2 separate regions of the Homo sapiens genome follow, and region 1 is linked to region 2. Evidence: read pairs that join two places in POLR2A ChIA-PET (ENCODE). Cell type or tissue: PC-9. All regions are shown on one strand. Each heading gives the region's core, and the rest is flanking DNA. Links, peaks and the distances in the headings are about the cores only.

The links. ChIA-PET counts read pairs that join two places held together with the same protein. Peaks named below come from ENCODE experiments on the same cell type or tissue, not always from the same donor. Only the 100,000 strongest peaks of a DNase experiment are listed, where the experiment ranks them.
Region 1: POLR2A ChIA-PET joins it to region 2 with 5 read pairs; 6 of 35 experiments call an interaction of 5 or more read pairs at or near these places.

What each region holds. Positions count from the first base shown.
Region 1 is chr1:224,538,209-224,546,599 of GRCh38, reverse strand. It overlaps a transcript of CNIH3 not described here. Among named protein-coding and RNA genes, the nearest start is that of CNIH3-AS2, 74 kb to the left of the region's middle. In PC-9, for the core only: no CTCF peak of the experiment used is centred there; a DNase peak (open chromatin) is centred at 3,559; H3K4me3 peaks cover 1,073 bases; H3K27ac peaks cover 4,390 bases.
Region 2 is chr1:224,588,404-224,596,794 of GRCh38, reverse strand. It overlaps a transcript of CNIH3 not described here. Among named protein-coding and RNA genes, the nearest start is that of CNIH3-AS2, 24 kb to the left of the region's middle. In PC-9, for the core only: no CTCF peak of the experiment used is centred there; no DNase peak of the experiment used is centred there.

The DNA.
Region 1 (8,391 bases), core at 202-8,201, 50 kb after region 2:
GAATGGAACTCCTCCCTTTTCTTTGTTCTCCACTTCTCACCAAGGCATGAGACTCCAGCTCCACCACACCTCTGTGACCTCTCCTCCTAATTTCCCCTGACGCTGCTCAGCATTCATTACCCCCTCCAGGTTGACTACAACGTGCTGGGCTGTCTAACCTCGTGTCTCTCCTAATTCATGCTAACTGATGGCACCACAGTGCAGTTTGGAGGCTGGGTGTCTTGGGAGAGCGGGAAGTGCAGCATCTTACTGTGTTCTATTGTCATTTTTGTTTGCAAACCATTTCAGTTCTCCCTGTAAGCCTTCTGGAAATTAACAGCATGGGAGATATAACTTCATATATTGGGATTTCCGTTTGAGAAAAACTTCCATAAAAGTTGTATCCAAACATACAAGAATGAAACAAAGCTTGCTGCTTTGGTGTTAGGGACTGAATTGTGTTCCCTTAAAATTCATGTGTTGGAAGTCCTAATCCCAAGTAACTCAGAATGTATCTGCATTTGGAGATAAGGTATTTAAAGAGGTAATTAAGTTAAAATGAGGTCATTAGGGTGGGCTCTAACCCAGTATGACTGGTGTCCTTATAAGAAGAGGAGCTTAGGACACAAACACACAGAGAAACCCTGGGAAGCCACCTGCAAACCAAGGAGAGGGGCCTCGGGAGAAACCAAAGCTGCCAACACCTTGATGTTGGACTTCCCAGCCTCCAGAACAGGAGAAAATCCGTTTCTATAGTGAAGCCACCCAGTCCGTGGTATTGTGTTACAGCAGCCCTAGCACACTAAGCCACATAGTAATTTTTAATGTTGCAAAAGCCAAATAGTGACTAGAAGCCTGATGTTCAAGCTGATTCAGGGGAAATTACCCTCTTCATCACACTTTGTTCAAGGCCACAAGTCCCTGACCCAGACTCTTTATTCACATAAATCCCCTCCTCTGTGCCCCTTCTTCCTCCGCCAAGAACTTAATGATGTTTGTTCTTACAGCCACTGCCTTTATATCCTTCCTATGGCACCTAGTCTTCCAACCCGACACCTAAGCTTAATGTGACCTGAAAAGAGGAGGGACACACAGACTTGCATGTTCATGCTGAGGGGCAGGAATTCTGAAAGGACTAGAATGCCTGGGAATTTGGGTAGCCTAACTGATACTGTTGTGAAATACGTATTTTTAAAGATGATGAGAACTCATCTAAAAGCTCATTTCTCACTCCAAGTCTCACAGTTCATTGTAGACTCTGAACGTTATAATAGAAAGGGACTGAATTAAGATGAGAGAAGAGACAAGGGTGAAGGATGGGCAGAAAGGCAGAGCTGTTTGAAGCCGTTCATTGGTTCAACACACATTTGAGTCCCCACCATGTGTAGGAGCTACAGGTATGGTGGACAGCAAAAGCTACACAGTCATTGCCTTTGGGGAGCTTCTGCACACATAGGAGATACACACATACGTTTGTACATATACATTGCAATATGCAATCACAAACTGTAGGAACTTCTATGAGAAGAAAGTGCCAATGGCTTTGAGAGTGAGCTCAGCGTGATCTGCTCTGGTATCAGGGGCAAGGAAGGCTTATCTGAGCAGGACCTCTGAGTTTGTGCCACATGGAATCCATGGTCTCTTAGCTAACACTCACCCCACTCTACTTCCTCCCTCAGGCCAGAAGCCTGAAGACTACATTTTCCAGACTCATCTGCCAGCTGATTATGCTCATGGGAGGCAGTGGCAGGATACTGGAAAGTAGGAGGCAGGGAGAAGCCATGTGTTTTCTTGATTCTAGCAGTGACAGCAGCAATAGCAACAGCAATAGTGACAGCAGTGACAAAAGCAATAATGGTGGTGGTCGTAGTAGTGCCAAGAGTAACTGAGAGCTCTTGAGTTCCTCCTTGGGCAGTCAAGTTCCATCAGCAGCAGCCTCAGCAGCACAGCGGTCATGGGCTCTGGTGACATGGTGTTCGCTTCTGTGCACTCAGCCCTAGAGGTGGAGTGGCGTCCTAAAATTACCAATCTTTGAGTCATTTTGCCTTCCTCTTTGTTCTCCCACCATTCCAAGACCTCTGTTACCAATTTCCTGAATTGAACTCCCTATTTTAAAAACATAGAGCAGTTTTGCTTCCCTGAATAAACAAAATATTCCTAAAATAGCTCCAGGAAACTGATTCAAAGATAGGATCTGGGATTGATTATCTGAGTTGGCGTGCATGAGATGATGACCTCAATGCCAGTGGAAAATAAGATACTGGTAGTCCATGGGATGCTGTAGCAAATTGTTAGTTAAATTATCACTGCTGACTGCTTGAGATGAAGTGCATATGGAAGGTAAGGCTTCCTTCTCCCTGTGGAGACCAAGTGGTGATTGCAACTATTTTGGAGGGAGCAATAAATATAAAGACTCTGAATGAACTGACTATTTCTGAATGCACTGGTGAGTTCACAGAAAGAAAACTACAAACTTGGGGCTTAAATATCTCAGCTAATGCCATGGTCCAAGAGCCAAAAAGCTTTGATAACAGCACAGAAAGAACCTCTTATCTCTTAACAGCCAAAGAGCCAATTTAGCTAAAAAGACAGACCTAGAATCTGATCCTGTAGGTTGCAGAATTATAATGAACAGACCCACCCAGATCTCTTATGTGACCTATGAGTGTATAATCAATCAACCAATCCAGTTACTGCTGTAGGTCTTGGGTATAAAAGTGAACCAGACCAACAGTACTTCTACCCTCAAAGAAGTCCACACAAAGATCTGGAAGAAAGGTATTCCAAGCAGAGGAAAGAGCAAGTGCAAAGCACTGAAATGGAGTCAGCTTGGTGTGTGCGAGGGACAGAAGAAATGTCATCCTGGAATGCAGTGCATATGGAGGAGAGTAGAGGGAGGTAAGGCCAGGGAGACAGGCAGGAAGCAAGTCTGGCAAGGTCACTGCAGGCCATTGTGAACACTTGTTTTATTCTGGTCTAATAAAAACCATTTGGAAGTGCTAAGCAGGTGGTGTAATGCAATACAATTCTGACACTAACCACCCAGAGTCAGCACTGACTCCACAAGCCAAAAGGCATGGTCTCCAACAGCACTGTCCCTATTTAGAAACCAGCTGCAAGTTTGAGGGTCTTCAGACCACCCACACTTCTGACCAACTAGCTACAAATTCTAAGATTTTCATGGCCCCCTCAGGTTTGTTAATTGTTAGAATGACTCACAGAACTCCCGTGAACTAAAGTACGCAGGAGAGTACTGGTAATTACAGTTTTATGATAAAGGATACAAATCCGAAGCAGGCAAACAAACAGACACACAGGGCAAGATCCAGAAGGATCCCACACATAGAGCTCCTGTGCCCTCTTTCCCCATAGAATCAGGACGTGTCACCCTCCCAGCACCAACCAGGAAGCTCCACTAAACTTCTGTGTTGAGTTTCTATTAGAATTTCGTTACCCAGGCATGTTTCAATGAATTATTGGCCCACATGATTAGACTCAATCTCCAGCTTCCCTCCCCTCTCCAGAGATCCGGCTGATATCACATAGCTCAAAGCTCCAACCTTCTAATCTCATGGTTGGTCTTTCTGACTCAGCCTACCCACATCCTGAATCTTCTCATTTGCAGAAGCTGTCTAGAGGCCTAGCATGAGTCACCTCATTAGCATAAGCAATCAGGACCCACCATGGATAACAAAGACAACTTGGAAAATTCCAATGGTATTAGAGTCTCCATGCCAGGAACTAGGACAAAGACCAGAGAAATTATTATACAATAGCAGGAGAATATCATAATCTGAGTTAAATTTTAGAAAGATCACTGCAGCTACTATACGGAGGGGTTGACGAGAAGAGGCAAGAGTGGAGCTTACAGTGGCATTCTAACTGGACTGTTCCTAGGAAGACACCTTGGCTGTCTTTGGGCTGCCTAATCTCTCTTGGTCCATTCTCCAAACCTGGTTCCTAGCCTTCTCATTGATCCTATGAGCTACATCATATCCTTAGAGTAAATATTTTCTGCTAAGTTAACTAGAATTTGTTTCTGCTATTTTCTACCAAGTACTCTATTACATACACTCTTTCTCTTTCTACCATGAGGCTGCCATAGTTTCTCTTCCAGAAAATAGAATGTGGCTATTCTATTTCGTGTTCCTAAGTCACATGTTCCATCTTCAGACACCCACACTGGTTTTCAGTTCCATTTCCAAATTCCTAGGGAAGAGAGTTTGATCATTCCATTTTAGGTCATAGGTACTCTGTTAGTCCAATCAAGTGTGGCTAAGAAAGCAGGGTCATGTAGTACAAAATCGTTGCTAGGGCTTCATTGCCCAAAATTATTGTTACGTAGAATAGACACCCCAAATGTTGCTTCCTACAAATAGATGGAATTTAAGTAGCCAAGGAGGAAAAAGAATGAATTTTAAGAAGGAAAACATGAATTGATGATGCATAGAAGCTGGAATGGTTGTGGCATTTTCAAACAATAGGAAAGATTCTGGCCAAACCAGAGCAGAGGCATCTGATAGGAAGTGGAGGAGGTGTGGGCTTGACTGGGAAGTGTGAAGCCATTCTATGGAGGCCCTGAACATCCGGCAGAAAAGTTTCAACGTGTGAAGAAAATTGGAAGCCACTGGACTTGTCTTGGCTGGGGAAGATTCTGAAAAGTATTATCTAAACAGCAGTAGCAAGTTGAATTGGAGGGGCCATGAGTTTTGGAGTCCATTGGAGGTGATGCTTACAAAGAGTGAGAGACATTAAGATTTTTTAAAAATAAGATAAGATACAGTCGTTTTCTGTGTATGGAAAATGAAAGAGAAATAAATCATAGTTATGCTCACAAAATTAGTTAATGACAGAGTACCATGAATTGCAAAGCTATAAACACCCAATTTGTGAATCTTCTCTAAAAAAGAATAGCCAGTTGCATACAGAGCTCTTTCTGTGCTTGTTCCTCTGGTAGCCTCTACCCTTTGAGAAGCAATAGCATGGCTTGGGACTGCAAAGAACTCTCAAATCTAATGAATAGCTTCTTTCTTCTTTAGGAAATCATGCATTTTTGCTGACTCAGCTCAGGGTAACCACTATAGGAAATTTATTTTTAATATGCATGCACATCCTTTTTAAGGGCCTTTTCTCCCTCTTTCCTCTTATCTAACTTTTGCTCAATTATCTCAGAAGAAAATGTCCCATTTTGTCCCCTTTTTCTTCCATTTGTAAGCCAAAGAAAAATGACCCTAATCATGTATGATAAGCCTAAAGTAGTGCCAGTGATACAACCATATGAGGAAAAAGGAAAGCCATAAATTTGGAAGTGACACTTAATGTCATAAAGAGCCAGTAACATCAAATTAGAAAGTCCTGGAAAGGGCCCAAATTTCCCTTCGGAATCTCCACCACGGTACTCATCTATATTTTCAGCCCTTAATTAAATCTGCTTTCCGCTGTGCTTTTCATTCACCATTTAGTAAAAATGAAAACCTTTCTTAATAAATTTCAGAGATGGGAGATTAAATTACTTACATACATGCCAATACAGCAATGGAATTTTTTACTTAATTTTTTCTTGTAAATACATCATATGGCATCAATATAAATGAGTATGAATGACTTTAGTGGGCTAATCTGGGTACCCACCTGCATTTATAATACCATTTTTATAAGAAAATGCGTTCTATCTTCAAGCAAACAGACTTGCAGGCTGATTTCTGGAAATCTAGTTTTCGAAAGTTGAACACTGTTTAATTCTATAAAAATATTCTAATGAGAAATGCAAAATTGTATAATTACTTTAAGTATGAAATTGTATAATTATTTTAAGTCCAATAATGGAGAATTCCAACATGCAAGTTTAATGCATGTGACTTCCTTTTCTCACCACTTAATTGGTTTTGGTAAGCAGCCAGTTCTTTATTTGTTGTTCTTAAGCTGTCATTACAAATTCTGCTAGCTTACAGGGTAAAAAAACATGAGCTGGAGGTAGGGGTTTGGCTGCATGAGTTTTCTAAATATATTTATTAATGCTTCTTAAATTATCTTCAAAGCTGGGTATCTCCCTCAGTTTGCAGCATCTTGTCACTTGGTTTAGAACCACGATCTCACTTTAATGTCCATATAGCCAGATGCAGCTGCATTTATTTACATTTTTTAAATGAATGAAACTTTTAACTTGTTGACATATTGGAGAGTCTAAAAATGTCCCATTTAAACTCATCCTCACAACTACATCCGCATGGGTGGCTATTGAATTAGCCCCACTTTGCAGCAGAGCTGATTTTCAAGAGAAATGTTTGAGTAAAATTGAAGGGTTTAGAAAGCCTTATTATTGGGTGACACAGAAGAAACTACTTTGGTTGCATTTCAAGTTTCCAACTGAAATTTCAAGTCAGGGCCATGAGACAAAACCACAGGAGCAAAATGAAACGAGAGTGCAGCTGCATTTCCATGTAAGTTGGCCCGTAGGATACTTCCCCAGGAACTAGATGATTTTCTTTTGAACTTTTAGCTACGGTGAAGAAAGATCAGAAATTTTGAAGCTATGAGACATACTTCAAGGCCAGCCTCCCAATTACCCACGTTGTGTGCTGTGAATAGTACCCATTCATTCATTGATATTTATTGAGAGGCTTACTATGAGTAAAGCTCTGTGTGATCAATGTTACACGAATACAGAAAGGAATAAAATTCAGTGCACCCTCAAGGAGCTTACAATCTGGAGGGAAGGCAATTAACTATAATATAAAGCATATAGTACTTCTCAGAAGAAGTACTAGAATAGAAAATAAGCAAAATATAGAAACAGAATACAGAAAGACAAAGTTCAAAATACAGAAAGACAAAGTAGGGAATGATTAGTTCTAACTAGGTGGCACAGGGAAAGGTAGAGAGGTGGGTCTACCTCTCACGGATAGCATAAGCAAAAACATGGAGGTATGAATGGCATATTTAGTGAAGGGCAAGTAGTGCAGTATGGCCAGTATGGGGCAGTGACCAGCATGGGGCATAAGGAAGGCATAGGGTAGGTTGGGACTGAATCCTAGAGCGTTGTAAAGTCCCAGCCTGGAACTGAACCACGTATCTTGGAGAGCAAGGAGCCACTGATGATTCTGAGGAGGTAAAACTATCTGAACTGGATCAGAGAGAAAGATAACTCATGCAACAATGAAGAAAAGTCGAAGTTGGAAATTTGATATGTCATGAAGCTACTGAAATAATCCATAAGAGTCAAAAAGTACTTAAATTATAGCAGAATCAAGGTATTGGACTGGGAAGAAAGTTCAAAGGAAGAAAGGACAGAACTTGGCAATTGATGATTTGGATGTCAAGAGACCCTGGAGTTTAAAGAGAATGGAGAACAAGAAATGGAAGACGACTGAGGCTTCTGGCCCAAATGAAAGCAAGGGTAGAAGTCCTAATAGCCATGATAAGTAAATACGGCAAGAGGAGCAGTATGCAGGATGACATGTTAAATTAAGTGTGCTAAGTTTTAGTTACGGAAGAGAAATGCATGGGAAAATATCCAGGAGACCACTGGAAATCTGTGTTAGCCACAAGAAATTTAGAGGTGAATATAGGTGAGCCCCCTCAGACAGAGAATCTGAGCAGGAAAACATGGGAAGATAAAACTTGAGGAAAGGTACATTTAAACAGTAAGTAGAGGCTGGGCATAATAGGCTTATGCCTGTAATCGCAGCACTTTGGGAGACTGAGGCAGGAGAATCACTTGAGACCAGGAGTTCGAGACCAGCCTGAGCAACATGAAACACCATCTCTACAAAAAAAAAAAAAAAAAAAAATGTAATTAGCTGGGCTAGGTGGCCATTCCTGTAGTCCCAGCTACTCAGGAGGCTGAGGTGGGAGGATCACATAAACCCAGGAGTTAGAGGTTATGGTGAGCTCTGATTGCACCACTACATTCCGGGCTGGGCAACACGCAAGACCCTGTCTCTTAAAAAAAAAAAAAGAGAGAGAGAGAGAGAGAAGGAGGAGGAGGCAGGGAGAATCATAGAGAAGGCATTGTCCAAGATGTAGTAAAGAGGCCGATGTTCTTCCTTGTAGCTAAAGGATGGGGTACTGGGAGGCATGGGGTTTGAAAACTCCACCAAATAAAAGCTCTTCAAGATTGCTACCTGTATATATAGCAACCTCATTCGGTGCTACGACCACATCAAAGGACTTAAACAGGGTCTCTCCTTAGGAACAGAATTCTGTCCCCAAGCTCTCCTCCACACTCCTAAGAGACTCATCTTGGTCAGACAGTTATGGTGCCAAAAACTACCACATTCCTGAGACTCTTATGGGATGAATTAAGCAGAGAACGAATCTAGAACTTGGTAAAGCTGAAGGTACAAACTTTTCCACTTTAATTAACATGTCTGGGCCAGGCGCAGTGGCTCACTCCTGTAATCCTAGCACTTT
Region 2 (8,391 bases), core at 320-8,319:
TATCACTCTGAGCTGTTCCAAAGCTGCTTTGGGAATGGACAAAAGCCCAAATACTTTAATAAAATATATTCTTCTTGTTTTAGTCATTTGGGAAATAACAAGGGTTCTGGGAGTTATGAGCCAGGAACCATAGACAAAAACATATACAAAACAGTTTTCAATTTACATTGCCCAGATCCATCAGAGGAATCACTATCTATGGCAGCCATTACCTTATAAAATGTATGTAATTCATAATAAGACTGGAAAGCTGAAAATACTCCTCAATCCATGGACTACATAATGGAGTTGTGCAAGCAGGCATGAAAACAATATTCATATCCTTGTACATCTCCATCAGAACTCTTGGATAACTAAGTACATTGTCAATGAGCAGTAATATTTTGAAAGGAATCTTTTTTCCTGAGCAATAGGTCTCAACAGTGGGCTTAACATACTCAATAAACCATGCTATAAACAAATGTCTGTCACACAGGCTTTGTTGTTCCACTTAGAGAGCACAGGCAGAGTATATTTAGCATAATTATAAAGGGTTCTAGGATTTTTTGGAATGGTAAATGAGCATTGGCTTCAACTTAAAGTCAACAATTGCATTAGCCCCTAATGAGAGAGTGAGCTTGACTTTGAAGCCAGGCATTGACTTTTCCTCTCTAGCTATGAAAGATGCCTAGATGGCATCTCCCAAGAGAAGGCTGTTTCATCTACATTGAAAATCTGTTGTTTAGTGTAGCCACCTTCATCAATGATCTTAGCTAGACCTTCTGGGTAACTTGCTGCAGCTTCTCCATCAGCACTTGTGGCTTCACCTTGCATGTGTATGTTATGAAGATGGCATCTTTCCTTAAACCTTGTAAACCAGCCGCTGCTAGCTTCAAACTTTTCTATTGCAGCTTCCTCACCTCTCTCAGCCCTCATAGAATTGAAGAGAGTTAGGGCCTTGCTCTGGGTTAGGCTTTGGCTTAAGGGAATGTGGTGGCTGGTTTGATCTTCCATCTAATATTCTCCACATCAGCAACAAGGTTGTTTTGCTTTCTTATCATTTGTGTGTTCACTGGAGTAGTGCTTTTATTTTCCTTCAAGAACTTCACCTTTGCATTCACAACTTGGCTAACTGACAAGAGGCCTAGCTTTTGGCCCATCTCGACTTTCGATATGCCTTCCTCACTAAGCTAAATCATTTCCAGCTTTTGATTTAAAATGGGGAACATGCAACTCTTCTTTCACTTGACCACTCAGGGGCTATTGTAGGGTTATTAATTTGCCTAAATTGAATATTATTGTGTTTCAAGGAAAAGAAAGGTCCAAGGAAAAGGAGACAGATAGGGGAATGGCTAGTTGATGGAGCAGTGAGAACACACACAACATTTATTGATCAACTTTGCCATCTTAGGCACAATTTGTGGTGCCCCAAAACGATTATGACAGTGACATCAAAGATCACTGATCACAGACTGGGCATGGTGGCTCATACCTGTAATCCCAGCACCCTGGGAGGCTGAGGTGGGAGGATCACTTGAGCCCATGAGTTTGAGACCAGCCTGGGTGACATAGTGAGACTCTGACTCTACAAAAATTTTAAAATTAGACAGGTATGGTGGTGCACAACTGTAGTCCCAGCTTATTGCAAGGTTGAGGTAGGAGGATCATTTGAGTGCAGGAGTTCAAGGCTACAGTGAGCTCTGATCACTTCCCTGCACTCCAGCCTGACAACAGGGCAAATTTGAAATATTGTGAGAATTACCAAAATATGACACAGAGACATGAGGCAAGCACATGATGTTGGAGAAATGGTGCTGACAGACTTGCTCAACACAAGGTTCTCATGAACCTTCAATTTGTAAAAAATACAATATCTGCAAGGCACAATAAAGCAAAGTGCAGTAAAACAATGTGTGCTTATATTTTTATTTTCAGTATATTTTGATGTTTATCTTATAACTCTTTCTGGATAGAGAGAGACTGCCCTTGCAGGGGCTGGCCTATCTAGTCACATCTCTTCTATGGGACCTGCACACTACAAGAAGCAATATTCCTCTGCCTTAGTCTTCCCAGAGCCAGGTACCAGGCAACTAGAGACCATCCCTAGAGAGCCCAAAGCCTGCCATTTATAATGCAAATTGCCCAATCCAAAACTGTTTATGCTGCTCCGCCTGACCTTTCCTGTGCAAACCCCAGTAAAGGCCGTGGCCTAGATTTTCCCTCACTCTGGCCCTTTCTGCCTCCTGACCTACACTGGTGCTTTCCCTTGTGGTCCTGTGTGCCACACCTCCTGCTTCCAGGACCTGTGAGTGTAATAAACTTCCTTTTCCAGAGCCTGCCCCATGTGGCTGCACTGGACCAACCATCACATAAAATAACATAGAACAGTACCCACTATAGACAGAACTCGTGGCTTCTGGAAAGGGGATGTGTATAATGAAGCTCTAATAGCTTAGATAAGATCTACTCCAAATCCTAAACCTCCATTTGCTCCAGTTCCCACACCTGCTCCAGCCCCTTCCAGACAAGCGGGGGTGCAAGGGCTCTGGAGACTGGGTCAGTGTGCAGTGTCCAGGCCACCTGGGCCAGGCTTGGGCTCTAGGGGTCACTTGTCCTCAGGCTGTGGAGCACTTTTCTGTTTTGTTTTATTGTGGCAAAATAAATATAACATAAAATTTACCTTTTTAAGTGTTCAGTTCTGTGGCATTAATTACACTTACACTGTTGTGCAACCATCACCACTATCCATCTCCAGAACTTTTTCAACTTCTCAAACTAAAACTCTGTACCCATTAAACAATAATTCCTATTTCCCCCTTCTCCCAGCTGTTGGTAACCTGGTTAGCAGGGGCAGTGCCTACCTTTCATTTGTTTACTTTAGAGCACTTCTTACTCGGCAGGCACAATAAACTGAAGACAATCCCTGCCTATAAGGAGCTTGAAATCTAACAGAGATGCACAGAAGCCATCTATTATCTTGATAAGAACAGCAACAGAGGGGAGCAAATGTCTATGGATGCACCCAGCACAAGGCTCTGGATAGAGTGTGTGTTCAATGGAAGTACTTTTTTCCTAAATTTGCTCACGTCCTGTAATGACATTGTTTTATTTTTATTTTTAAATTTTTTAAAATTGACAATAATTTTACCTATTTGTGGGGTCCATATGATGTTTTGATACATATAATGTACAGTGATCAGATCAGGTAATTAGTATAAACATTATCTCAAATATTTATCATTTATTTGTGTTAAGAACATTCAATGTCAACAGAGGTATTTTTAGCTGAACTGAATCAGATGACAAGCTAGTTGGGAAGCTTTGAGCTTCCCACTTTCAAGCTGTGTGACTTTAGGCAAGCCACTTAATTTCTCTTTGCCCCGCAGATGTGTAGTAGTAATGACCTGAAAACCAGGTATGGACCAGCTTGGCCTGTGTGGACCGGATGCAGCAAATCAGCAAGCCATGTTTTTGCCTAAGAAGTAACAGAGTGGATAGCTGGGCATGGTGCCACATGCCTGTGGTCCCAGCTATTTGGGTGGCTGAGCTGGAGGATAGCTTGAGCCTGGGAGATGGAGGTTGCAGTGAGCTGAGATCATGCCACTGCGCTCCAGCCTAGGCAACAGAGTGAGACCCTGTCTCAAAAAAAAAAAAAAGTTAAAAAAAAAAAAAGAAGAGGAAGTAACATAGCCAGTCTGGGGACGGGAAGTGGGGAGAACCTCTAGCCACAGAAGTGACCATTTCAGAGAGTCCTCAGGCCAGGGAGACAGAGTAATGGGATGTAGCTTTCTGCTTGCATTTCCCGCTCATCTAAATGTCATCTTCCCACCAATGAAAATTAAGTGATTTTCCTATTATTAGCACCACTAAACAGGCACTGTAAACAGATCACAATGAGCCTTTGTTAGAAACTCCCCATTTAGCTCTGGGCCCTGGCTCCTTCCACACCTGGAGATGTATCATCTATTTTCACAGTACTGCTTAAGAAGCAGATGTCTGTCAGGGGAATCGTCCTACTCAGAACCTGTGGAGCTTGAGTAGGGGAGCTTCCTGGTGCATGCCAAATGCCCACATCCTCCCAACTTCAGCTGTCAAAACTAGATCCCCATTTCTGCCCTCTGCCCTTCTAAAGCATAGGTAGTCAATAGACAGGGCTGGGCATGATAACTCTGTGATGCCATTTTTTTCTGATTTGCTAATTCCAGTAGGAAAGTTAAAAGTCCTGAGCTTTCCCGTCAGATGTGAAATATATTCCTGCTCTTCCATCAGCCACGAGCGGGTGTGCCATTTTTCATTACTGTTTCAGGCATTCTGCTGAAAATCTGAGGCTACTAAGTTTAACCCTACAGCTAACAAGTCCACAACTCACAAGACTGATGTCAAATCTAATATTACAGTCTGAATATTACTGCCGTGATTTCCCTTCCTTTTTCTACCTCTTAGGCACTGACTTCAATATGTCCTGAGAGTGCCCTCTCTGCTCACTGAGTTCTGCTCTCTTGTCTTTTACTCCTCTAAGCTCGACCAGAATCTCAGCTTTTAAAAGCTGTGAGGTGCTTAATTATTCCATTTTTCTCAGTTCATGTAAAGGACGCCTGAAACAGTTATAAAGATCTGTCTGTGCACATATATGTATGCACACACACACACACATACACACACATACCGTACACACACACATATACACACACACACATACACACATACAGACACATGGAATGAAGAAGCTTTCACCTTGGGACAAAAAAAAAGTCCTGCCTGTGTCATCTGAATGAGCATCAGATGTCATTATGACCCAACCACAACAACAGCCACTCTTTATGTTCCACAAAAGTGGTTTATAATTAGTGGCTATTAATAATCTATGTTGATTGCTTCCTGGTATCAGACCTTGTGCAAGCACTTGCCTTGCACTCTTTTTTAATTCTCACACTCTGCAACGTGGGTATTATCATTCCTATTTTACCAATGAGAAAATGATAGACAGATCAGGCACCAAGGTCATACAGTAAATAGCAGAGTCAGCTAGCAGTCATGCCCAAATCCATCTGACTCTAAAGCTTGAGTTCTAAACCTCCCTCCCTGTACCCCAGAGGTGGAGGCCTAGGGATGCTGGCTTCCTGGAGAGAGGTAAAAGGAACCTGACAGCTTGAGCCTCTGAGAATAAAAATGGGCTGTTTTACGGCATAGTATCTGAAACCTATAAAACCACAAGTCCTCCAGTTGGAACCATTCTCCAACTTTTTTGTCTTGGTGTTCAGGGAAGGAGCAGTTGCCAAGATAGCTGGGCCTGATCAGTCTGTGGTCTCTCTTTATCATGTAAATGGGCCTCCAAGAAACTCATCTCTTCAGTAAGACCAAGCTCTTCTCAGCTGCCAATTGTAAGACCCAGAGGTACATAGAGAAGTTGAGTAACTTTGCCAAGGACACACAGCTAGTAAACAGTGGGGTTAGGATTCAAACCCAGGGAGTCCCACTGAAGAGCTGGTTCTCAAACTTTGCACTTCACAAAGGAGCCAGTGGAGAATATAAATGACTTCCCAGTACTGAGAGAACAGTGGCTGGAATAGAGGAGAAACTTTACAGAGGACCTAACCATTCAACCACAGCTAGAAGAACAGGTAGAATTCAGATATGTGAAGCAGTGCAGGGTGTCAATGTGCATGTTGTTTTCATTGATCACTAAACAGACCTGCTTAGCTAGAGTGAATAATAAGTGAAACTGGAAATATACTTAGAAAGGTAAGATCAGGTAGCCTTGAATGCTAACCTGGATTAAATAAAAACAAGTTCAAGAGAAGCTTAGATCTACCTTTTCCAATTGCCTCCCACATTATGTTTCTATATATGTAACTTTAGGGGTGGGAGCTGTTTCTGAGGCAAGAACCCTATAAGTCTTACAGGAAAAAGGAATGTACAAATGAAGCCCCAGAAGTGTGACCAGGCTCTGGACACAGAGGCCAGAAATATAACCAGGATCTATCTCTTGGGTGGGTTGCGGGGGCGGGGCGGTGGGGAAGAAGGGCCAAAAGCACAAAGGCGTTAGCTATGATTTGAATGTGTCCCCCAAAAAGCACATGTTAGGAACTTAATCCCAAATGCAATAGTGTTGGAAGATGAGACCTAAGGGGGGGTGTTTAGGTCACGAGGGCTCCACCCTCATGAATAGATTAATGCCAATTATAAAAAGGGCTTAAGACTGCAAGTTTGGTCACTTGCTTTCTCTTGACCTTCCACCTTCTGCCATGTGATGATACAGCAAGAAGGCCCTCACCAGATGCTGGTGCTATGCTCTGGGACTTCCCAGCCCCAGAACTGTGAGATAATAAACTTCTGTTCTTTATAAATTACCCAGTCTCAGGTATTCTGATATAGCAGCACAAACAAACTAAGATAAAGTGGAAAAAGGAGACTGTTTGGCATACATACACATCCATGCTCAGGTTAAGCTGGACAGCAGTTACACAAAAAAGGGAGGAAGTTATAGAGGCAAAACAACCCAAAGGAACCAATAAGCCAAAAATCTCTCATACAGCCATATAGTGGAATTTGGGCTTTAATCATTCATTCATTTATTCAACAAACATTTATTCATGGTCTACTTTATGCCAAGTACAGCACTGGCATTTAAAAGTGGATATCAGCTGGTGTGATGGCTCGCGTCTGTAATCCTACCACTTTGGGAGGCTGAGGTGGGTGGATCATGAGGTCAGGAGTTTGAGACCAGCCTGGCCAACATAGTGAAACCCCATATCTACTAAAATTACAAAAATTAGCCAGGCCTGGCGGCTCATGCCTGTAATCCCATCTACAGGGGAGGCTGAGGCAGGAGAATTACTTGAACCCCAGAGGCAGAGGTTGCAGTGAGCTGAGATTGTGCCACTGCACTCCAGCCTGGGTGACAGAGCAAGACTCCATCTCAAAAAAAAAAAGTGGATATCCTGATGAACTGGTAACTCTCAAACTTCCAAGCAAAACAGTAAGGTCCCACTGGTAAGCAACCTCTTTAGAGGAGCTGGAAAACCCCCTGCCTGCCCTGGGCTCCACTTTTCCTTTCTCAATCCCATGCTGCAAGTGAGCTACAGAGCCACCCAAAGAGCACTCAAAGAAGTGCTCTCACTAAGACAAAGAAGTCCTTTCCCTGGGGCTGGGGAGTTGTGTGCATATTTTGGATTAAAAATCTTTTCTTCTCATCAAAAGTTGAGTTTGGACAGAAATATCACATTAAGCTGTAGAGCAGCATCAGAGATAAAGGTGTTTGAATGTCAACAATTCATGCAAAAAGCAGCCCTGGCCAAACCCCCTAGGAGTCAGCTTTGAAAAGAGGCTGCAGGCTGCAGCTCACTCAGAACAAAATCAGTTTTGCCTGCACATAGAAAAGTACGTGACTTACCCTCATTTAGCCCCAGATATTCCCTCTCATCTGAGAAGACTAAACCATTATTTTGATTCAGAATGTAGACTTATTATAAACATGATGCTGTGTGTTTCTATAATGTGTTAAATCTTCAAAGTGCCTCATAGTCACAGTGAGGACAGGAAGTGAGCATGGAGACATTGGGAATTCAACAGTCTTTTGTGGCAGGGTCTGGGAATAGCAACGTGGTGCATTTCTGTGCCTGTGAATCACTCAGCTGCCTTACTATCCAGGCAGAGGTCAGACAAAAGCAGATCCAAACTTAGAAAGTTTCAACTCGCGCATTGCAGGTTTTCTTAACAGCAATAACGGTGCTCGCTTAGCCACTTTGATTTCCAGAGCTCAGACTCCTCAATCCATTCTCGCAGGGATCTGGGAAGTTGATAGATGTCATGCTTCTCAGTAAAATGGCTCCAAAAAAAAAAAAAAACAGGGGGTCAGGAAGAAGGTAGTAGCTTGGCCCATGGCTTAATGCTAATCACCTCCAGACTTAAGAACAGAAACTTTGAAGGCCAGCCTTTACTCCCACAGCAGGTTCCAAAGCCTGAGAAGCTGGTCCTTATTATCCAAAGTCTTTTTTTTAACTCCTAGAATCAGCTCCATCAAGTGGAGCTAAGAAATAAGTAAGTGTTGCCTAGTGCTGCCAGCAAAAAGAAAAAAGTGCAAAAATCCAGCTAATTACTCAGGACATGTTGGCAGACACCTCTGCTTGTCAGATTCCTGGTTGTCTGAATGGTTATTTACATCTGAATTAATTTACACTATGGGAGTTTAAATGCTTGTTTTTTTTTTTTAAGTAGTGGCAAAGATCCTACCAGAAACTATGCTGGTTCCAAAAATGTCTTCTTCATCCTTGATTTATTCGTGGGCATAGGACACTCTGCCATTGGGCCATGACTCTTGTGCTTGGAAAGATCTTAAATGGGAATTCTTACGCAGACATCATCATTGGAGCCCCTGCCGTCCTCCTTGCTCCATGAGCTGAGCCCACTCCA